Linked DNA regions of Homo sapiens: region 2 is linked to region 1. A link is a loop called in an ENCODE intact Hi-C map of the cell type or tissue named here. Cell type or tissue: lower leg skin. All regions are shown on one strand. Each heading gives the region's core, and the rest is flanking DNA. Links, peaks and the distances in the headings are about the cores only. Region 1 holds the start of SLC6A16 (solute carrier family 6 member 16). Region 2 overlaps LOC107985340 (a long non-coding RNA gene).

Evidence for each region. Hi-C counts contacts between places; a loop is a spot of excess contacts. Peaks named below come from ENCODE experiments on the same cell type or tissue, not always from the same donor. Only the 100,000 strongest peaks of a DNase experiment are listed, where the experiment ranks them.
Region 2: it touches region 1 in a loop (2.1-fold over the local background); 2 of 110 quality-filtered maps call a loop at or near these places.

Annotation. Positions count from the first base shown.
Region 1 is chr19:49,317,884-49,329,722 of GRCh38, reverse strand. It overlaps SLC6A16 (solute carrier family 6 member 16), which reads left to right and starts at 4,532. Exons shown (of 12, transcript NM_014037.3): 1 at 4,532-4,675. RefSeq lists a silencer at 2,274-2,425 and an enhancer at 3,219-3,368. In lower leg skin, for the core only: no CTCF peak of the experiment used is centred there; no DNase peak of the experiment used is centred there.
Region 2 is chr19:49,238,252-49,250,090 of GRCh38, reverse strand. The region is part of intron 2 of LOC107985340 (a long non-coding RNA gene); the gene reads right to left. Among named protein-coding and RNA genes, the nearest start is that of MIR4324, 65 kb to the left of the region's middle. In lower leg skin, for the core only: no CTCF peak of the experiment used is centred there; a DNase peak (open chromatin) is centred at 6,140.

The DNA of each region.
Region 1 (11,839 bases), core at 1,291-9,290:
AGGCAGAGCTTGCAGTGAGTGGAGATCGCACCACTGCACTCCAGCCTGGGCGACAGAGCGAGACTAGACTGTCTCAAAAAAAAAAAAAAAAAAAAAAAAAGACAAGGCCTTGCTATGTTGCCCAGGCTAGTATCCTACTATCAAACTCCTAGCCTCAAGCAATCCTCCCACCTCGCCCTTGCAAAGTGCTGGGACTACAGGTGCAAGCCACCGCTCCCGGCTGAGTCATTCTTGATTCCTCTCTTTCTCTCAGACCCCAAACCTAATCACCATTAGTTTTCTAATGCTCTGTAACAAATTACCCCAAATTTAGCAGTTTAAAACAATAAACATTTCTTAGGCCAGGAGCGGTGGCTCACTGTAATCCCAGCACTTTGGGAGGCTGAGGCAGGCAGATTACGAGGTCAGGAGTTCGAGACCAGCCTGACCAACATAGTGAAACCCCGTCTCTACTAAAAATACAAAAATTAGCTGGATGTGGTCCCACCTGTAGTCCCAGCTACTCGGGAGGCTGAGGCAGGAGAATTGCTTGAACCTGGGAGGCGGAGGTTGTGGTGAGCTGAGATCGCACCACTGCACTGCAGCCTGGGCAACAGAGCAGGACTCTATCTCAAAAAAAAAACACAATAAACATTTCTTACCTACTGTAGTTTTTGTGGGTCAGGAATCTGGGAGCAGCTTAGTTGGATGATTTCTGCTCACAGTGTTTTATGAGGTTGCAGTCAAGATGTTGGCTGGGGCTGTAGTCATCTGGAGATTTAACTACGGCTGGAGGATCCACTTCACCATGGTTCACTCACCTGGTGCTGGTTGCTGGCAGGAAATTTCAGCTCTTCTCTTATATGGATCTCTTCACAGATTGCTTGAGTGTCCTCACCGTATGGTGACTGGCTTCCTTTACAGAAATCAGTTGAAGGGAATGGGCAAGTAAGAAACAGCAATGCTTTTTATGACCTAGTCCTGAAGTTCCCCACCATTACTTATGTTCATTGGAAGCCAGTTGCTAAGGAGAGCCTGCACTCAAAGATTGGGGAAATAGACTTTATCTTTCAAAGTGTTGAAGAATTTGCAGACGTATTTTAAAACCACCACACAATCCATCAACACATCATGTCGGCTCTATTCTTGAAATAGATCCAGAATTTGACCACTTTTCACCATCTCCATTGCTATTACCCAGATCTAATCAACACCATCACTTGCCTGGACTAGAGATTTCCTCCTCACTGGGCTCTCTGCTTCTATCTTTAGCCCATTGCTATGATTTGGCTGTGTCCCCACCCAAAATCTCATCTTGAATTATAATCTTCATAATCCCCATGTGTCAAAGGAGAGACCAGGTGGAGGTAACTGAATCATGGGGGTGGTTTCCCCAGGCTGTTTTTGTGATAGTGAGTGAGTTCTCATGAGATCTGATGGTTTTATAAGGGGCTCTTCCCTCCTTTGCTTGTGAAGAAGGTGCCTTTTTTCCCCTTTGCCTTCTGCCATGATTGTAAGTTTCCTGAGGCCTCCCCAGCCAAGCTGAACTGTGAGTCAATTAAACCTCTTTTCTTCGTAAATTACCCAGTCTTGAGCAGTTCTTTACAGCAGTGTGAAAACAGAGGAATACACCCATACATGCTATTCTCTGCCCAGAAGCCAGGGGGAGCCTGCCATTAAAATGAAAGTCACTCCTTGACTCAGAACCCTCAAATAGCTTTCATCTCACCCAGAAAAAAAAGAAAAAAATTCCGACCATGACCTATAAGGGCCTCCAAATAATACTCTGGCCCCTGCCACTGCTCTGATCTGATCTGTTGCTACCCTTTCCTCAATCACTGGGATCCATTCATATCAGACTCTTTGCCATTTCCAGAACCCATCAAGTGTACTTCTTGCCTCAAGGCTTTTGCTGTTGCCATTTTCTTTGCCTGGAATGTTCTTCCCTATGCTGTTCACAAGGCTCCCTTCCTTCAGCTCTCTGCTGAAATATCACTTTCCCCAAGAGTCCTTCTTGACTACCCTGTCTAAAGTAACTCCCTATCAGCACTCTTACTCTCTGAAATTCTTTCTATTTAGGCATTTACTTTCTTTGTGCAACTGGAACGTAAAATCTTTTTCATAACTATATCCCAGGGGTCTAGGACAGTGTGGGGCACATCATTCAATAAATATTTATTGACCGACTGAGACTTTTCCTGGTGCCTTGAACACACAGTTTGCCCTGCCTCAGGGCCTTTGCACAGCCTCAAGGCTTGAGATGTTCACACACATTTTTCACCTAGCAAATAATCCTTTAAGCCTCAACTCCAGTGTTATTTCCTTAGAGAAATCCTCCTTCTAAATTAGGTCTATGGGCCGGGCGCAGTGGCTCACGCCTGTAATCCCAGCACTTTGGGAGGCTGAGGCGGGCGGATCACCTGAGGTCAGGAGTTCAAGACCAGCCTGGCCAACATGGCAGGCTGACTCTACTAAACCCTGACTCTACTAAAAATATGAAAATTAACCAGGCGTAATGGCAGGCACCTGCAACCCCAGCTACTCGGAAGGCTGAGGCAGGGAGAATTGCTTGAACCCGGGAGGCAGAGGTTGCAGTGAGCCGAGATTATGCCACTGCACTTCAGCCTGGGTGACAAAGTGAGATTGTCTCAAAAAAAAAAAAAATTCGATAGAAATAAATAGGTCTGTGGCCCTTTTCTGTCGCAGCACTTTTTTTTTTTTCCTTGAGACAGGGTCTTACCCCATCACCCAGGCTGGAGTGTAGTAGTGTGATCTTGGCTTACTGCAACTTCTGCCTCATGGTTTTAAGTGATTCTTGTGCCTCAGCCACCCGAGTAGCTGGGATTACAGGCGTGCACCACCACACCTGGCTCGTTTTTGTATTTTTAGTAGAGATGGGGTTTCACCATGTTGGCCAGGCTGGTCTTGAACTCCTGGCCTCATGTGATCCGCCCACCTTGGCCTCCCAAAGTGCTGGGATTACAGGCGTGAGCCACCATGCCCGGCCTGTCATAGCACTTAATACAATTTATAATCATGTAATTATTTGAGATTCATCATATATCTGTTTTCTTGTTGTGTGAAGCAAAACGAGGGCAGGAATGGGGTCTGTTTTGTTCTCTACACTATTCCCAGTTCCTAGCATTTAGTAGACTCTCGATAAATACGTGTTGAAAGATTGAATGATTCCCAAAGATTGTGATGAATTCTTACAGCACCCCCAAAATTTCCTCTTCATCTCTTTGTTCAATCATAACAATTTAAGCCTTTCATTCTCAAAGTGTGGCTCAGGGACTCCTGGGGGCTCTTGAAACACTTTTGGGGGTCCATGAGGTGAACATTATTTTCATAATACTACTAAGATATTATTTGCCTTTCACTTTCATTTCCTCTTTGAATATAGTGATGTTTGCCAGAAGCTACAAGACATGAGCTATTTTGACACACTCAGTGCAGAAGCAGATATGAGAATCCAGCTGTCTTCTATGAAGCCAGACATTAGAGAGATTTGCAAAAATGTAAAATGATGCCATTCTTCTCCCCAAATTTTTTCTTTTTTTTCCTTTTTTTTTTTGAGACGGAGTCTTGCTCTGTTGTCTAGGCTGGAGTGCAGTGGCAAAATCTCGGCTCATTGCAACCTCTGCCTCCTGGGTTCCAACGATTCTCCTGCCTCAGGCTCCCGAGTAGCTGGGATTACAGGTGTGTGCCACCACGCCCGGCTAATTTTTTTTTTTTTTGACTTTTAGTAGAGACGGGGTTTCATCATGTTGGCCAAGCTAGTCTCGAACTCCTGACCTCGTGATCCACCCGCCTTGGCCTCCCAAAGTGCTGGGATTACAGGCGTCAGCCACCGCGCCCAGCGCCAAAATTTCTTTTGGAGTAGAAATTATAGTTATTTTAAATAAAAATGTTATTTTGACACATAATGAATTTTTAAACAATGACTATTTTAGAAATTTATTTTAATATTGATAGATACAACTCACATAAACATACAACCCATATAAATGTAACTCATAAATTATTGGAGTCCTTAATAATTCTTAAGAGACCGGAAAGTATGAGAACGGATGACCTAAGTAAATCTTTGAGTTTTTAATTCTTGTCTGCAGCCCTAGTAGGCTTCTGAGCTCTCTTAAGGCAACGTCCCTGTCTGCCTTGTTGGACGCATATTTAAGGTTTGGTTTCTAGTAGGCGATCTTTAAGTAAATGCGAAAGGTTTGAAGGCTAGAAGGAATGAATGAGACGATTCTCCCACTTCCTACCCTCTTCTTCCTTACATGAAGTGGAAGCAAAGTGCATGTGCCAGAGAAAGGCCTTGTCTTAGAGCCCCGCCTGAAGCGTGGCATCGTGGGTGTCGGGGTGGGGTGCGGTGGGGAAGGGAGTGGCGCGTGAGCAGTCAGAGGATGTGCACACGTGCGTGCGTGTGGGGAGAGAGCAGGGAGTTGGGGAGGGCGAAGTGGTTACAGTGTTTGCTACAGCTGTAGGGAAAGAGTGAGGGGGCGCGGCGGCGCATGCGCAGAGAATCGGCGGGAAAGGCCGCGCGCCAGGCAGATCGAGGGGTGTCGCCCAAACCGATCTGTCGACGCCTGAAGGGGCCTGAGGAGATTGCTAGGCTTCTCAGCTGGGGCTTCTTCACCCTCATTTTTGTCCGACTGGCTGGACTGAAGAACCTGGCAGAAGCCTTGGGGCTAGGGTGAGGGTCACGGCCCAGGGAGCCCTAAAATGTTCCCACATCTGGGGTGTGTGGGGCTGGGCGCCATTTTCGAGGCCCGGGCCCACTGGGCTCCACTGACGGGTGACAGGTGACTGGCTGGGAGCCTCCTGGTTGCCCTGGGCTCTGTGGAGCTGAGGGATCAAAGGGGTCCCTCCTTTACCCCCCACGTAGGACAGAGGAAACTGTCTTCGGCTCTCCTCACTCATCCAGTCCGAGTTTGAGCCAATTCCTTGACAGGATTCGGCCATCAGTCCCTGCCTTTGGGGAAAGCCATCAGTGTCAAGTGCCCGAGTGGCAGAAACCCGGGTCTAGCCCCATCACTGGTCTGTTAGGGCAGTTATTTTCTGCTTTTTGCAGAAATGGGACACCAGCTCCTTATTTTCCTTTTCTGGAGGTTATAGTTCCAGGGAAGGAGGTAATGTGAGGGGAATGGGCATTTCTGGGGGATCCTGAGCACTCCCCACAGGGCATGAGCCTAGGAGTTGCTTGGGATGACGGTGTAGGGGCACCATGGAGGGTTGCACCCATATGGGAAGAGGAGTCCGCCTGGGGCTCAAGGGGCTTTATGGATGTTGGAAGTGGCCAGCTGGCCAAAACTCAGTTCTCTCCCTTCCGTAAAGCTTGCTTTTAAGGACAACTGTTCTAGAATGTGTTTAAGAAACATGAATCTATTATTTTTTATTTATTTATTTATTTGAGATGGAGTCCCACTCTGTCACCCAGGCTGGAGTGCAGTGGCACGATCTCAGCTCACTGCAACCTCTGCTTCCCAGGTTCAAGCGATTCTCCTGCCTCAGCCTCCCAAGTAGCTGGGACTATAGGCGTGCGCCACCACCCCCAGCTAATTTTTTGTATTTTTAGTAGAAACGGGGTTTCACTGTGTTGGCCTGGCTGGTCTCGAGCTCCTGACCTCAGCCGATCCACCCGCCTCAGCTTCCTAAAGTGCTGAGATTACAGGTGTGAACCCCCGTGCCCAGCCTATTATTATTATTTTTAAGAGACAGGGTCTCTCTCTGTCTCCCAGGCTGGAGTCCAGTGGCATGATCACCTCTCACTACAGCCTCGAACTTCTGGGCTCAAGCAATCCTTCCACCTCAGCCTTTCAAAGAGCTGGGATTACAGGCTGAGCCACTGGAGGCTTGGTTTTCACTTATTTTGGGTGTATACCCAGAAGTGGAATTGCTGGATCATATGGTAATTCTATTTTTAAGTTTTTGAGGAACCACCATAGTGTTTTCCATGGTGGTTGCACCATTTTACATTCTGACCAGCAAGGCACAAGGATTCCAATTTCTCCACATCCTCACCAACACTTCTTATTTTCTGCCTTTTTATATTAGCCATCCTAATGGATGCGAGGTATTATCTCATTGTAGTTTTCATTTGCATTTCCTTAATGATTAGTGACGTTGAACATCTTTTCATGTACTTCTTGGAGATTGGTATATCTTCCTTGGAGAAATGTCTATTTAAGTCTTTTGCCCATTTTTGAATTGTGTTGTTTGTTTCTTTGTTGTTGAGTTTTACGAGTTCTCTATATATTCTGAATATTAATCTCTTATTATACATATGATTTTCAGATATTTCCTCCCATTCTGTGGGTTATCTTTTCACCCCTTTGATAGTGTCTCTTGATGCACAAATTTAAAACATTTTAATGAAATCCTGTTTGTTTCTTCTTTTGTTGCTTTTGCCTTTGGTATCATATCCAAGAATTCATTGCAGATCCACTATCATGAAGCTTTTGTCGTATGTTTTATTCTAAGAATTTTATAATTTTAAGTGTTACATTTAGGTCTTTGATTTATTTTGTGTATTTGTATGTGGTGTTAGGTAAGAGTCCATCTTTACTCTTTTGCCTGTACATAATCCAGTTTTCCCAGCACCATTTGTTGAAAAGACTGTCCTTTACTCATTGAGTAGTCTTGGCACCCTTGTAAAAAATCATTTTTCCATACATTGTTTCTGGGCCCTCTATTCTGTTCCCTTGGTCTGTATCTTTATGTGAGTAACACACTATTTTGATTACTATAGCTTTGTAATATGTTTTGAAATCAGGAAATGTGAGTACACCAGCGTTTTTCTTCTTTTTCAAGATTATTTTGGCTGTTCAGGGTCCCTTGAGATTTCATGTTAGTTTTAGGACGTGTTTTTCTATTTCTGCAAAAAAAAAAAAAAAAAAAAAAAAAAAAAAAAAAAAAAAAAAAAAGCTACTAATTCTGTAGATTGCTTTGGGTAATACTGACATCTTAACAGTGTTGTCTTCCAACCCATGAACATGGGATATTTTTCCATTTATTTATGTCTCCTTTAATTTTTTTCAGCAATGTTTTGTAGTTTTCTTTGTACATGTCTTTCACCTTCTTGGTTAATTCTTTTTTTTTTTTTTTTTGAGATGGAGTTTCACTCTTGTTGCCCAGGTTGGAGTGCAATGGTGCAATCTCGGCTCACTGCAACCTCTGCCTCCCAGGTTCAAGTGATTCTCCTGCCTCAGCCTCCTGAGTAGCTGGGATTACAGGCATGTGCCACCATGCCTGGGTAACTTGGTAATGGAAACGGGTTTTCTCCATGTTCGTCAGGCTGGTCTCGAACTCCTGACCTCAGGTGATCTGCCCACTTTGGCCTCCCAAAGTGCTGGGATTACAGGCTTGAGCCACCGTGCCCAGCCAAGTTAATTCTTAAGTATTTTATTCTTTCTGATGCTATTACAAATGGAATTGTTTTCATAATTTTCTTTTCAGATTGTTCATTGTTAGTGTATAAAAATGCAACTGAGTTTTGATTGTTGACTTTGTATCCTGCTACTTTGCTGAATTCATTTATTAGCTCAAAAATTTTTTTGGTGAAAATTTTAGGATTTTCTACGTATAAGATCATATAATCTTTCTAGTTTGGTTTCCTTTTATTTATTTATATTTTTGCCTAATTTCTCTGGCTAGGACTTCCAGTACTATGTTGAATAAAAGTGGCAAAATTAGACATTCTACGCTTGTTTCTAATCTTAGAGGAAAAGCTTACAGTCTTTTATCATTAAGTATGACATTTGCTGTGAGTTTTTCGTATATGGCTATTATGTTGGGATATTTTCCTTTTTTTTTTTTTGCTGAGACATGGTGTCACTTTGTGACCCAGGCTGGAGTGTAGTGGTGTCATCATGGCTCACTGTAGCGTTGACCTCCTGGGCTGAAGTGATTCTCCCATCTCAGCCTCATGAGTAGCTAGGACTACAGAAGTACATCAACACACCCAGGTAATTAAAAATTTTGTTTGTTTGTTTGTTTGTTTGTTTTTGAGATGGAGTCTTGCTCTGTCACCCAGGCTGGAGTGCAGTGGTATGATCTTGGCTCACTGCAACCTCTGCCTCCCAGGTTCAAGCGATTCTCCAGCCTTAGCCTCCCAAGTAGCTGGGACTACAGGTGCACACCACCACATCTGACTAATTTTTGTATTTTTAGTAGAGATCAGGTTTCACCATGTTAGCCAGGCTGGTCTTGAACTCCTGACCTCAGGTGATCCACCCGCCTTGGCCTCCCAAAGTGCTGGGATTACAGATGTGAGCCACTGCACCTGGCCCCAGGCTGGTCTTGAACTCCTGGGTTCAAGTGGTCATCAGGCCTCCCAAAGTGTTGGGATTACAGGCATGAGTCACCATGCCCAGCCGTATTTTCCTTTAACTCCTAGATTGTTGAGTTTTTTTTTTTTTTTTTATCATGAAAGGGTATTGAGTTTTGTCAAATGTTTTTTCTGCATCAGTTGAGAGAATCATTATTTTTCTTTCATTTTGTTAATGTGGTATATTATATTGATTGATTTTTGTATGCAGAACCATCCTTGCATTCCAGGAATAAATCCCACTTGGTCATGGTATATAATCCTTTTAATATGCTGCTGAATTAGGTTTGGTAGTATTTTTTTTGAGGATTTTTGCATCAAAGTTCATAATGAATATAGGTCTGTAGTGTTCTTTTCTTATAATGTCTTTGTATGGCTCTGGTATTAGGGCAATGTTGGCCTTATAGGATGAATGAGGAAGTGTTCCCTCCTCTCCAATTTTTTGGAAAAGTTTGAGAAGGATTGATATTAATTCATTAAAGGTTTAGTAGAATTCACCCATGAAGCCATCAGGTCCAGAGCTTTTCTTTGTTGAGAGATTTTTGATTACCAATTCAATCTCCTTACTAGTTATAGATCTATTCAGATTTTCTGTTTGTGATTTAGTCTTAGTAGATTTGTATTTCTAGGAATTTGTCCATTTAATCTAGGTTATCCAGTTTATTGGTGTACAGTTGTTCATAAGTTCATAGTACTCTCTTATAATCCTTCTATTTCTGTAGAATTGGTAATAATGTCCCCATTTTCATTTCTGGTTTTAATCATTTGAGTCTTCTCTTTTTTTCTTAGTACATCTAGTTAAAGGTTTGTCAATTTTGTTGATATTTTTAAAGAAACAACTTTTGGCTTCTCTATTGTTTTTCTATTCTCTATTCATTTCTGCTTTAATTTTTATTATTTTCTTCTGCTAGCTTTGGGTTTAGTTTGCTTTTCTAGTTTCTTAAGTTTTAGAGTTAGGTTATTGATTCAAGATCTGGTTTTTTTTTGTTTGTTTGTTTGTTTGTTTTTAGAGGGAGTCTTGCTCTGTTGCCCAGGCTGGAGTGCAGTGGTGTGATCTCGGCTCACTGCAACCTCCGCCTCCTAGGTTCAAGCGATTCTCCTGCCTCAGCCTCCTGAGTAGCTGGGATTACAGGCGCCCACCACCATGCCTAGCTAATTTTTGTATTTTAATAGAGATGGGGTTTCACTATGTAGGTCAAGCTGGTCTTGAACTCCTGACCTCAAATGATCCACCCACCTCAGCCTCCCAAAGTGCTGGGATTACAGGCGTGAGCCACTGCATCCGGCCTCTTTTTTGTTTTTTAATGTAACCATTGATAGTTATAAATTTCCCCCTTGGCATTGCTTTTGTTGCCTCCCATAAATTTTAGTATGTGTGTTTTCGTTTTCATTTATCTGTAAGTATTTTCTAACTCCCCTTGTAGTTTATTCTTTGATCCATTGGTTGTTTAAGAGTGTGTTGTTTAATTTCTACAAATTTGTAAAATTTTCAATTTTACTTTTGTGATTCATTTCTAACTTCATCCTATTGTGGCTGGAGAAGATATTTTGTATGATATTTATCATTCTAATTCTATTGAGAAAAAAAGGAAATTTGTGGCCTACAAATTTGTGGTCTCTCCTGGAAAATGTCCCATGTGCACTTGAGAAGAATGTGTATTCTGCTGCTGTTGGCTAGAGTGTTCTGAATACATCTGTTAGATCTGGTTGGTTTATTGTGTTAAGTCCTCTATTTCCTTGCTTATCTTCTGTCTGCTGCTTCTGTCCATTGTTCGTAGTGGGGTATTAAAGTCTCCAGTTATTATTGTAGAACTGTCCTTTTATCCTTTCAATTATGTGAGTCTTTTCTTGATATATATATGTATATGTATATATCGTATAGGTATATGTATATACATATACACATATACACATATATGTATAAGTATATGTATATACATATACACATATACACATATGTATATGTATATGTATTTATATGTATATACAAATATATATATATACACACACACATATATGAAGGAATTAGGGAGGAGTAAAGAAGAGTACTTGGTCAACATACAGCAGGTTCATCTCATTGTACAAATGTAAGTTTCTCAAGCTTCAGTTCTATGGGCATCTGGCTTGTTGGAAAATTGGCCTGGTTTCATTTTCCCATCCTCCCTTTATTTTGGACCTCCAGTTACACATTTTAGGCCATTTGATATTGTCTCACAGTCACTAATGCTCTGGTAATTGTTTTCAGTCTTTTTTTTTTCTTTGTGCTTCATTTTGGATTGTTTCTATTGCTATATCTTTAAGTTCACTGATTTATTAAAATCTGCCAGTAATCTTCAGTGAAATTTTCATTTCAGGTGTTGTATCATCTCTAGAAGTTCTATTTGATGTTTAAAATATATCATGGCTAGGCATGGAGGCTCATGCCTGTAATCCCAGCACTTTGGGAGGCCATGGTAGCTGGATCACATGAGATCAGGAGTTCGAGACCAGCCTGGCCAACATGGCAAAACCCTGTCTCTACTAAAAAAAAAAAAAAAAAAAAAAAATAGCCAGTTGTGGTGGTGCACACCTGTAATTCCAGCTACTTGGGAGGCTGAGGAAGGAGAATTGCTTGAAACTTGGAGGCAGAGGCTGCAGTGAGCTGAGATCAGTGTGGGCAACAGAGTGAGACTCTGTCTCAAAAGAGAAAATATCTATCTGTCTGTCTAGCTAGCTAGCTATCTAGCTATCTTATATTCCTCATTCTGTTCATGTTTTCCTTTTAAGTCCTTGACCATATTAAGCATATTTGTAACAGCTATTTTAGTGTTATGGTGTGTTAATTCCATTAGTCTATCATTTCTGTTTTTGTTGTCTGATTATGGGTCACTTTTCCTGCTTTTTTGCATGTCTAGTAATTTTTGACTAGATGGTTGACATTATGAATTTTTTGTTGTTCAGTGCTAGGTTTGTCTGTATTATCTTAAGGAATGTTGGCCTTTGTTGTGACAGGCAGTTAAGTTACTTGAAGATCAGTTTTGGCTGTTTAAGGGTTGCTTTTAAGAATTTTTTTTTTTCAGGTCTAAAGTAGTCCTACTACTAGAACTAGAGCTAGTTTATGCCACTTTAAATGTTCCAAGTATTCAGTAAAGTCTCTCCACACTGGCTGATGGAAACTTGAGTAATTCTTGTTCTTCTCCAAGTTCTAGGAATTGTTTTACCTGTAGTTCCCCAGTACTTTTCTTTCCTTGGAATTTATTCTTTGCCTGTTCTTATGAGGTTTCATACTATACATGTGCAGGTTGATATTTAGCTAATGGCTCGAAGGTACTTTATCCAGATTCCTAGAGCTCTTTCTCTGTGGCTCCCTTCTGTTGAGTACTTAGCCCAGCTAATTCTAGTCACCTAAGCCTTCCTGAACTGACTTTTGCCTCCTCAAGTGCTGAGACTGCCAGGCTCTGTTTGTATTCTTCCTCCTGTGCCAAAGTTTGGAAATTAGCAGAAAAATGGGGCAATCGTGCAATTAGTTACCTTGTTTTCTGGCCTTTTTTT
Region 2 (11,839 bases), core at 1,923-9,922, 80 kb after region 1:
CCTAAATAATGTAGGACTCAACCACAGGCTGTTTTCAAGAGATGCCCTTCATAAAGACACAGGTTAAAGTAAGAATGGGGCCAGGCACGGTGGCTCATGCCTGTAATCCCAGCACTTTAGGAGGCCAAGGCAGATGGATCACCTGAGGTCAGGAGTTCGAGACCAGCCTGGCTAACATGGTGAAACCCTGTCTCTACTAAAAATACAAAAAATTAGCCAGGTGTGGTGGCACATGCCTGTAATCCCAGCCACTTGGGAGGCTGAGGCAGGAGAATTGCTTGAACCCGGGAGGCAGAGGTTGTAGTCAGCCAAGATCGTGCCACTGCACTCCAGCCTGGGCAACAAGAGCGAAACTCCGTCTCAAAAAAAAAAAAAAAAAGGAATGGAAAAACATACCATGCAAACCAATGAGAAAGCTAGTGTGGTAACATTAACATCGAAGTCAAGCAAGTAACACTACAGATTAGGAAGAGGATTTCATAATGATAAATGAGCCAATTCAGCAGGAAGCCAGAATTATATAAATGTTTATGCAGCTCATAACAGTTTCAAAATAGATAAAAATTTTCAGAACTCCAGCAAGAAACACATAAATTCATAATCATAGTTGGATAACACTTTCTTTTCAGTAGCTGGTGGAAAAGATAGAAAAAAAAAAAACATTTAAAATACAGGGAATTGGCCAGGCACAGTGGCGCACACCTGTAATCCCAGCACTTTGGGAGAATGAGGCAGGCGGATCACTTGAGGTCAGGAGTTTGAGACCCACCTGGCCAACATGGCAAAATCTCATCTCTACTAAAAATATAAAAATTAGCTAGGTGTGGTGGCATGTGCCTGTAATCCCAGCTACTCAGGAGGCTGAGGCAAGAGAATCGCTTGAAGCCAGGAGGTGGAGGCTGCGGTGACCCAGCCTGCACAACAGAGACTCTAAAACAAAAGGAGCACCATCATAGATCTTGATGACATCAAAATAATAATGGAATATTATGATCAAAATTATACCTATAAGTTCAACTTAAACACCTTGCAAGGTACAAATTACAAAGACTGATGCAAGTAGAAAATCTAAATAGCCCCATTTCTGAGTTTAAAAGTTAAATTTGGCCAGGCGCAGTGGCTTGTGCCTGTAATCACAGCACTTTGGGAGGTGGGTGGATCACTTCAGGTCAGGAGTTTGAGACCAGCCTGGCTAACATGATGAAACCCCATCTCTACTAAAAATATAAAAATTAGCCGGGCGTGGTGGCAGGCGCCTATAATCCCAGCTACTCGGGAGGCTGAGGCAGGAGAATAGCTTGAACCCAGGAGGCGGAGGTTGCAGTGAGCTAAGATCACGCCCTCCAGCCTGGGCGACAGAACGAGAGACTGTCTCAAAGTATATTAGCAAATTTAATCCACAAACAAAGTGGATACAGTATAAGCAAGTGGTTTTATCCCAGAAATTAATGTAACTTATTACATTAATAGATTAAAGGGAAGAACCATTTGACAAAATTCAACACCTATTATTGGAGGAAAAAAAACCTGCAACAAACTAGAAATACAACAGAACTTCCTCCATGTGCTGGGCAGAGATTCTCTACCTGAACATGATGGGGATTTTGCCCAGAAAATTCTTTGCTGGGGTGGGGAGAGGCTGTGCTGTGCATCCTAGAATGCTTGGCAGTGTTCCTAGCCTTCACCCTCAAGATGCCAGCATCAACGCTCCCCACTCAGCTGTTTGTGACAATGAAAAATGTCACATGACAGGCCAAGTGCAGTGGCTCACGCCTGTAATACCAGCACTTTGGGAGGCCGAGGTGGGCGGATCATGAGGTCAGGAGATCGAGACCATCCTGGCTAACATGGTGAAACCCTGTCTCTACTAAAAATACAAAAAATTAGCCAGGCGTGGTGGCGGGCGCCTGTAGTCCCAGCTACTCAGGAGGCTGAGGCAGGAGAATGGCGTGAACCCGGGAGGCGGAGTTTGCAGTGAGCCGAGATCACGCCACTGCACTCCAGCCTGAGTGATAGAGCGAGACTCAGTCTCAAAAAAAAAAAAAAAAAAAAAAAAAAAAAAGTCATATGACATTACCAAATGTCCCTGGAAGAGGTGGGAAATCACCCTCGGTTGAGAATCATTCATTGTGTTAAGGATATTAACAACAATGACAAAAGCTACAGCTAACATCATACTAAATGATGAAATACTGAATACTTTCCCCAATACTGAAAACAGGGAAGGGAAATCCCTTTACACCACTTCTGTTCAACACTATAGTGAAGTTCCTAGCCAGTGAAAGAAGGCAAGAAAAAGATATAAAAAGCATAGAAACTGGCTAGGAAGAAGTAAAACTGTCTTTATTCACAGATGTCATAAGCATGTAATTAGGAAATCCTAGGGAATCTACAAAAATAAAAAGCTACTAGAATAAGTGCACTTAGGAAAGTCACAAAAATAAAAGCCAATATACAAAAATAATCACATTTCTGCATACTAGCAACAAACCATAGTTAAGTGAAATTTTAAAAACAAAACCATTTACAATAGCCTCAAAAATCAAATGCTAAGACTATATTTAACAAAAGATATTCAAAAATCTCTATACTGAAAACTACAAGGTATTTTTGAGAGAAAAACCTAAATAAATGGAAATATTTGTTTATGAATTCAAAGAATTGGTGTAGGCCGGGCGTGGTGGCTCACGCCTGTAATCCCAGCACTTCGGGAGGCCGAGGTGGGTGGATTACTTGAGCTCAGCAGTTTGAGACCAGCCTGGCCAACATGGTGAAACCCTGTCTCTACTAAAAATACAAAAAAATTAGCTGGGCATGGTGGTACACACCTGTAATCCCAGCTACTCAGGAGGCTGAGGTAGGAGAATCGCTTGAGCCTGCGAGGCAGAGGCTGCAGTGAGCCGAGATCGCACCACTGCACTCCTGCATGGGTAACAGAGTAAGACTCTGTCTCAAAAAACAAGATATCAGTTCTCCCCAAATTGATCTACAGATTCAACACAATGGCAATTCAGATCTCAGCCAGGTTTGTTGAGGAATTGACAAGCTGATTCTAAAATGTACATGAAAATGCAAAGGACCGGCCGGGTGTAGTGGCTTATGCCGGTCATCCCAGCACTTTGGGAGGCCAAGGCAGGAGGATCACCTGAGGTCAGGAGTTTGAGACCAGCCTGGCCAACATGAGGAAACCCCATCTCTACTAAAAAATAATTAGCCAGGCGTGGTATCGGGTGCCTGTAATTTCACTTAGGAGGCTGAGGCAGGAGAATTGCTTGAACTCAGTAGGCAGGGAGGTTGCAATGACCTGAGATCACACCACTGCACTCCAGCCTGGGCAATGGAGCAAGACTCCATCTCAAAAAAAAAAAAAAAAAAAAAATGCAAAAGACCTAAAGTAGTCCAAACAATCTTGAGAAAGAACACGTTGGAGACTCATACTATCGAATTTCAAGATTTACTATAAAGCTACAGTAGTCAGGGCAGTGTTATATTAGCCTAAAGATAAACCAAAAGATCAATAGAACAGAACAGAAATCCACCTATACACATATGACCAATTGATGTTCAGTAAAGATATCACAGCAATTCAATGGGTAAGGGAAAGTCTTTTTAACAAACAGGGCTAGAACTACTGTATAGCCATATAGAAAAATATAAACATATTCCTGCCACATACCATACCCCCACCCCAAATTAACAGGAACCAAAGACCTAAATTCAAAAGCCAAAACTAGAAACTTCCGGAAGAAAACATAGAATATCTTTATGACCTCGGGCTTAGCAAAGATGTTCTATATTAAATGTAACAGGCCAGACACAAATGTCTATGTATTGTGTGAATCTATTATCTATGAAACCCAAGAACAGGTCAGACTTATATGTAGTGATGGAAATCAGTCATTGCTTCTGGGGTGAAGAGAAAGGAACCCAAAGTAACTCTCTGGAGTGACGGAAATTGGGGCATTGGTGACAGGGGTCATTTGTCAAAACTCATTAAAGTATACATTTAGTATCTGTGCTTGTTGTCTGTAAATTATAGCTCAATAAAAACTGAGTTTTGGCCAGGTGTGGTGGCTCACGCCTGTAATCCCAACACGTTGGGAGGCCAAGACAGGAAGATCGCTTGAGCTCAGGGGTTTGAGACTAGTCTGGGCAACATAAGGAGACCGTGTCTCTACAAAAAAAAAAAAAAAATTAGCTGGTCATGGTGGCACATGCCTGTGGTCCCAGCTACTCAAGATGCTGGGCGTGAGGATCGCTTGGGCCCGGGAGGCCAAGGCTGCAGTGAGCTGTCATCACGCCCCTGCACTCCAGCCTGGGTGACAGAGCAAGACTGTCTAAAGGAAAAAAAAAAATAGCCGGGGCCAGGCACGCTGGCTCATGTCTGTAATCCCAGCACTTTGGGAGGCCGAGGCAGGCGGATCACGGGGTCAGGAGATCGAGACCATCCTGGCTAACACAGTGAAACCCCGTCTCTACTAAAAATACAAAAAAATGAGCCGGGTGTGGTGGCGGGTGCCTGTAGTCCCAGCTACTCGGGAGGCTGAGGCAGGAGAATGGCGTGAACCCGGGACCTTGCAGTGAGCCGAGATCGTGCCACCGCACTCCAGGCTGGGTGACAGAGCAAGACTCTGTCTCCAAAAAAAAAAAAAAAAAGGAAAAATAGCCACGTGTGCCTAATAGCTATCATGCTGGACCATTGCAGCCCTAGAGGAGCAGCCTCCTGAGTGCTCTGCCCTTTATTATATAAAGCCTCTCAAACTGCAATGGGGGCCAGGTGCGGTGGCTCACACCTGTAATCCCAGCACTTTGGGAGGGCCGAGGCAGGCGGATCACCTGAGGTCAGGAGTTTAAGGCCAGCCTGACCTACATGGTGAAACCTCGTCTCTACTAAAAATGCAAAATGAGCCAGGGTATTTTTAAATTTTTAGTAGAGATGGGGTTTTGCCATGTTTTGACTGAGATGGCTTCCAACCAGAACAGAAGACAGCTGAAAGTCTGCAGCATTTAATTAAGCGAAGTAGGCCGGGCGCGGTGGCTCACACCTGCAATCCCAGCACTTTGGGAGGCTGAGGCAGGAGCATCATGAGGTCAGGAGTTCATGACCAGTCTGGCCCACATGGTGAAACCCTGTCTCTACTAAAAATACAAAAAATTAGCCGGGCGTGGTGGCAGACACCTGTCATCCCAGCTACTCAGGAGACTGGGGCAGGAGAATTGCTTGAACCCAGGAGACGGAGGTTGCAGTGAGCTGAGACCGTGCCATTGCACTGCAGCCTGGGCAAAGCGAGACTGAGAGCGAGACTTGGACTCAAAAAAAAAAAAAAAAAAATTAAGCACAGATTTACGGGCCAGTGACTCCATTCCCAAGCATAGGAAAGTTCTCACACAAACCCTAGAAACGGATGGTTCATCGTGATCATGTTTGGATCACGTTTGTGATTACAAGAAGCTGTCTCATTATTTAGGGAATCAAATATAAAATGTGGATCTTAAATGCATGCTATGGAGGACGGTGCAGCAGTCAAGGACAACAAACCAAGTCTACCTGAGTAACCGACGGCCACACTAAATCACCGTAACAACTCTCACCACTGTGGGGTGCTGAGCCCGGCGCAGTGCACCCATGGAGTCCTAGCTACTCAGGCTGAGGTTTGAGTCTGAGGCTGTAGCCCATGAGGACCATGCCTATGAATCGCCACTGCACTCCAGCCTGGGCAACAGAGTGAGACCTCATCTCTCTACAAATAAAACAAGGCCAGGCACAGTATCATCCCAGCACTTTGGGAGACCGAGCCAGGCGGATCACCTGAGGTCAGGAGTTCAAGACCAGTCTGGCCAACAGGGTGAAACCCCATCTCTACTAAAAAAAATTTAAAAATTTGCCAGATGTGGTGGTGCATGCCTGTAGTCCCAGCTACTTGGGAGGCTGAGGCAGGAGAATTGCTTGAACCTGGGAGGTGGAGGTTGTGGTGAACCAAGATCACCCCACTACACTCCAGCCTGGGCAACAGAGTGAGACTCTAAATAAATAAAAATAAGAAAATAGAGGGTAACGTGCCCAGAACCGAACCTGGCATGTAGGTCCTCTCTAGCTCACCGTCATGCTTGGTCCTTACTCGGGGTCGAGTTCCTTGCCCACTCGGCACTGGGAGGTGGGTCACCTGCTTTCCCTGGGCCACGGCCCAAGAAGCCTCAGAGAACTTGGACCTTACTGTGTTGTCAGTGGGAGGGGGTGACATCACCTGCGTCTTTGAACGTCAAACGGGGTTAAGGCAGCTCGGGGCAGGGGAGGCATCTTCTAGAAGCCATACTGCTCAGTGACTTCCTGGGCAAAGACCCCTTCATCCCCACAAAGTTCATGGCCTTGGAAAAAAAAAAAAAATCAATGCCAGCTTCCTGGTTCCCGACCAATTCCCAAATCTCCACCTGCCCCTCACACCTTTTTATTTACCTTAGAAGTCTCTAAACGTTTGTCACACTCCCCTATTAGATAACAACTTTCTGAAAAAACATCGCAAACAAACATCGAAAATTTACGTTGTGATCTACTGTCATTCTACACACGGTATCAGTGAAGCTTATTTTGCTTATTTTTGTTTAAAAAATAGAAGCAGAAGTCGTCAATTTTTCTTCCTGCATCCCCAACGTAACCAATTCTACAGCCCAATTTAGAGAGCCCTGAGAGCTCAGAGGCAAAGGCCCACCACCCCCTGGGCCCCTTCCTCCTCCTCCCTCGCTCTCCAGGGACTTTGGGTCTGGGATGTCCCAGCCTGGGGAACGGCTGTGTGGAATAGGGGTGGGGCTAAACTCTAGCAGGGAGAGAAGAGGCTGGGACCCCCTCCCCACCCTCACCCCCACCCCTTTTGTCTCCTCTCAGAGCCAGGACAGACCACCAGCCACCAGGAACTGCAAATCACCTGGGCTGTGGTGGAAGGAAGGTAAAATCCAACGTGGGAGATGCTTCCTAAGTCACTTGAGCTCCGGCTCCAGTGGAAAAAAAAAAAAGAAAACAAAAAAGAAAAACAGACTAGGCCAGGCGCAGTGCCTCACATCTGTAATCCCAGCACTTTGGGAGGCAGAGGCAGGCGGATCACCTGAGGTCTTTTTTGTGTGAGATTAGGGTGGTGACACGTATGGGCACTGAGAACACTGTTCCAAGTGCTACAGGAAGCCCCAGTGCCCTTCTTAATACTTCACAGGGGGCTGGGCACGGTGGCTCACGCCCGTAATCCCAGCACTTTGGGAGGCCGAGGTGGGGGGATCACCCGAGGTCAGGACTTTGAGACTAGCCTGGCCAATGTGGTGAAACCGCATCTCTGCTAAAAATACACAAATTAGCCGGGTGTGGTCGTGGGTGCCAGTAATCCCAGCTACTCAGGAGGCTGAGGCAGGAGAATTGCTTGAACTCAGGAGGCAGAGGTTGCAGTGAGCTGAGATCACACCATTGCACTCCAGCCTGGGTGACAAGAGCAAGAGACTGTCTCAAAAAAAAGAAAAAGAAAAAAGAAAAACAGACTAGGCCAGGCGCAGTGCCTCACATCTGTAATCCCAGCACTTTGGGAGGCAGAGGCAGGCGGATTACTTGAGGTCAGGAGTTCGAGACCAGCCTGGCCAACATGGCAAAATCTCATCTCTACAGAAAATACAATAATTAGACGGGCCTGGTGGCGCATGCCTGTCATCCCAGCTACTCAGGAGGCTGAGGCACGAGGGTCACTTGAACCCAGGAGGCAGATGTTCTGGTGAGCTGAGATCACGCCACTGCACTCCAGCCTGGGTGACAGAGCAAGACTCCAACTCAAAAAAAAAAAAAAAAGCATATTGGAATAATTGGGAAAAACGAATAAGGTCTGTAGATAATAGAAGTAGATCGATGTTACTTTCATGATTTCAATGGCACTGTGGTTACACAGGTGAATGTCCCCGTTCTGGAAATACGCACTGCAGTATTTAGGAGTAAAGGGGCATCATGTCTACAGCTTACTCTCAAATGGGTCTGCTACATAATAGGTATTGTTATAATAAATGTGAAAGGCGGTGATGATAAAGGAAACACGGTAAGATATCACAATCAAGGACTCGAGGTGAAGGGTGACTAAGCTCTTATAGGGCACTCTTCATTTTATTGCACTTAGCTTTATTGTGCTTCACAGATACTGCATTTTTTTTTTTTTAACAAATCAAAGGTTTGTGGCAACCCTGCATTGAGCAAGTCTATCAGCACCATTTTTTTCTAACGGCATGCGCTCACTGTGTGTCTCTGGGCTGCATTTTGGTAATTCTCACAATAAAATTTTAAATCTTTTCATTATTATTATTTTTTTTGAGACAGAGTCTCACCCTGTGCCCTGGCTGCAGGGCAATTTTGTGATCTTGGCTCACTGCAACCTCCGCCTCTGGGTTCAAACGATTCTCCTGTCTCAGCCTCCCGAGTAGCTGGGATTTCAGGTGCCCACCACCATGCTCTGCTAATTTTTGTATTTTTAGTACAGACGGGGTTTCACCATGTTGGCCAGGCTGGTCTCGAACTCCTGACATTGTGATCCACCTGCCTTGGCCTCCCAAAGTGCTGAGATTACAGGCGTGAACCACCGCACCGGCCTCATTATTATTCTTCCATCTGTGATGGTGATCTGTGATCAGTGGCCTTTGATGTTTCTATTGTCACTGGGGCCACCACAAACTATGCCCATATAAAATGGCAAACTTAATAAATGTTGCGTGTGTTCTGACTTCTCCACCCACCGGCCATTCCCCCATCTCTTTCTCTCCTTGGGCCTACCTATTCCCTGAGACACACAATATTGACATTAGGTCAGTTAATAACCCTACAATGGCCTCGCAGTGTTCAAGTGAAAGGAAGAGTCACACATCTCTCACTTTAAATCAAAAGCTAGAAATGATTATGAGGAAGGCTCATCAAAAGATAAGACAGGCCAAAAGCTAGGCTTCTTGCACCAGTTAGCTAAGTTGTGAATGCAAAGGAAAAGTTGAAAGATATCAAAAGTACTACTCCAGTGAACACAAAACTAAGGAGTGGCCGCATGCAGTGGCTCACACCTGTAATCTCAGTGCTTTGGGAGGCTGAGACGGGTGGATCACTTGAGGACAAGAGTTCAAGACCAGCCTGACCAACATGGTGAAACCCCATCTCTACGAAAAATACAAAAATTAGCTGGTGTGGTAGCGCACACTTGTAGTCCCAGCTACTCAGGAGGCTGAGGAAGGAGAATTGCTTGAACCTGGGAGGTGGAGGTTGCAGCGAGCTGAGATTGTGTGCTACTGCACTCCAGCCTGGGCAACAGAGCGAGACTCTGTCTCAATCAATCAATAAAAAATAAGAAGTCAAACAGCCTTATTACCGATATGGAGAAAGTGTTGTCTGGACAGAAGGTAAAACCCTTAAGCCAAAGCCTAATCCAGAGCAAAGCCTTAACACTTTTCAGTTCTATGAGGGCTGAGAGGAGGAAGCTGCAGAAGAAAAGCCTGAAGCCAGGAGAGGTTGGTTCATGAGGTTTAAGGAAAGTAGCCATCTCCGTAAAGAAAAGTGCAAGGTGGCTGGGCACGGTGGCTCATGCCTGTAATCCCAGCCCTTTGGGAGGCTGAGGCGAGAGGATCACCTGAGATCAGGAGTTCGAGGCCAGACTGGCCAACGTTGCAAAACCCTGTCTCTATTAAAATTACAAAAAGAAAAAAAATTAGGCATGGGTGGTGGCGGGAACCTGTAATCCCAGCTACTCAGGAGGCTGAGGCAGGAGAATCACTTGAACCCGGGAGGCAGAGGTTTCAGTGAGCCAAGATCGCACCATTGCACTCCAACCTGGGCAACAAAAGTGAGACTCCATCTCAAAAAAAAAAAAGGTGCAAGGTGAAGCACCAAGTCCTGATGGAGAAGCTGCAGCAAGTTATCCAGGAGATCTAGCTAAGATCATTGATGAAGGTGGTTGCACTAAACAACAGATTTTCAATGGAGACAAAAGGCCTTCTACTGGAAGAAGATGCCATGTAGGACTTTCATAGCTATAGAGAAATCAATGACTGGCTTCAAAGCTTCAAAGGACAGGTGGGCTTTCTTGTTAGAGGCGAATGCAGCTGGTGACTTTAAGTTAAAGGCAATGCTCGGCCGGACGCGATGGCTCATGCCTGTAATCCTAGCACTTTGGAAGGCCAAAGTGGGCAGATCACTTGAGGTCAGGAGTTTGAGACCAGCCTGGCCAACATGGTGAAACCCTGTGTCTACTAAAAATACAAAAATTAGCCGAGTGGTACACACCCGTAATCCCAGCTACTCAGGAGGCTGAGGCAAGAGGATTGCTTGAACTCAGGAGGCAGAGGTTGCAGTGAGCCAAGATTGAGCCACTGCACCCCAGCCTGGGTGACAGAGCAAGACTCTGTCTCAAATAAATAAATAAATAAATAAATAAATAAATAAATAAAGGCAATACTCATCTATAATTTCAAAAATGCTAGGGCAGCTGGGCACAGTAGCACACACCTGTATTCCCAGCACTTTGGGAGGCCAAGGTGAGCTGATCACTTGAGGTTAGGAGTTCGAGACCAGCCTGGTCAACATGGTGAAACCCGTTCTCTACTAAAAATACAAAAATTAGCCAGGCTTGGTGGTGGGCACCTGTAATCTGAGCTACTTGGGAGGCTGAGGCAGGAGAATCACTTGAACCCCGGAGGCGGAGGTTGCAGTGAACCAGGATCACACCACAGCACTCCAGCCTGGACAACAGAGTGAGACTCCATCTTAAAAAGAAAAAAGCTAGGGCCCTTAAGAATTATGGTATATCCATTTGACCCAGCAATTTCATTGCTGGGTATATGCCCAAAGGGTTATAAATCATTCTGCTATAAAGACACATGTACACGTGTGTTTCTTGCAGCAGTATTAACAATAGCAAAGACTTGGAACCAAGCAAAATGCCCACCGATGGTAGACTGGATAAAGAAAATGTAGCACATATATACCATGGAATACTATGCAACCATAAAAAAGGATGAGTTCATGTCCTTTGCAGGGACATGGATGAAGCTGGAAACCATCATTCTCAGCAAAGTAACACAGGAACGGAAAACCAAACACCACATGTTCTCACTCAAAAGTGGGAGTTGAACAATGAGAACACATGGACACAGGAGGAGAACACCACACACTGGGGCCTGTCAGGGGTGGGGGCAAGGGGAGGGATAGCATTAGGAGAAATACCTAACGTAGATGACAGATTGATGGGTACAGCAAACCACCATGGCAAATGTATACCTATGGAACAAACCTGGGCTGGGCGCGGTGGCTCACGCCTGTAATCCCAGCACTTTGGGAGGCTGAGGTGGGCGGATCACGAGGTCAGGAGATCAAGACCATCCTGGCTAACACAGTGGAACCCCGTCTCTACTAAAAATACAAAATATTAGTTGGGCGTGGTGGTGGACACCTGTAGTCCCAGCTACTTCGGAGGCTGAGGCAGGAGAATGGCATGAACCCGGGAGGTGGAGCTTGCAGTGAGCTGAGATCGCGCCACTGCACTCCAGCCTGGGCGACAGAGCGAGACTCCATGTCAAAAAAAAAAGAAGAAGAAGAAGAAGAAAAGAACAGAAAAGAAGGTCAAAGCAAAGCAAACAAAAACAAAGTGGGGAAAGGCCACACTATTCAACAAATGGTGCTGGGATCATTGGCAGCCACATGTAGAATGAAACTGGATCCTCCTCTCTCACCTTATACAAAAATCAACTAAGATGGATCAAGGACTTAAATCTAAGCCCTGAAACCATAAAAAATCTAAAAGATATCATTGGGGAAACCCTTTTAGACATTGACTTAGGCGAGGATTTC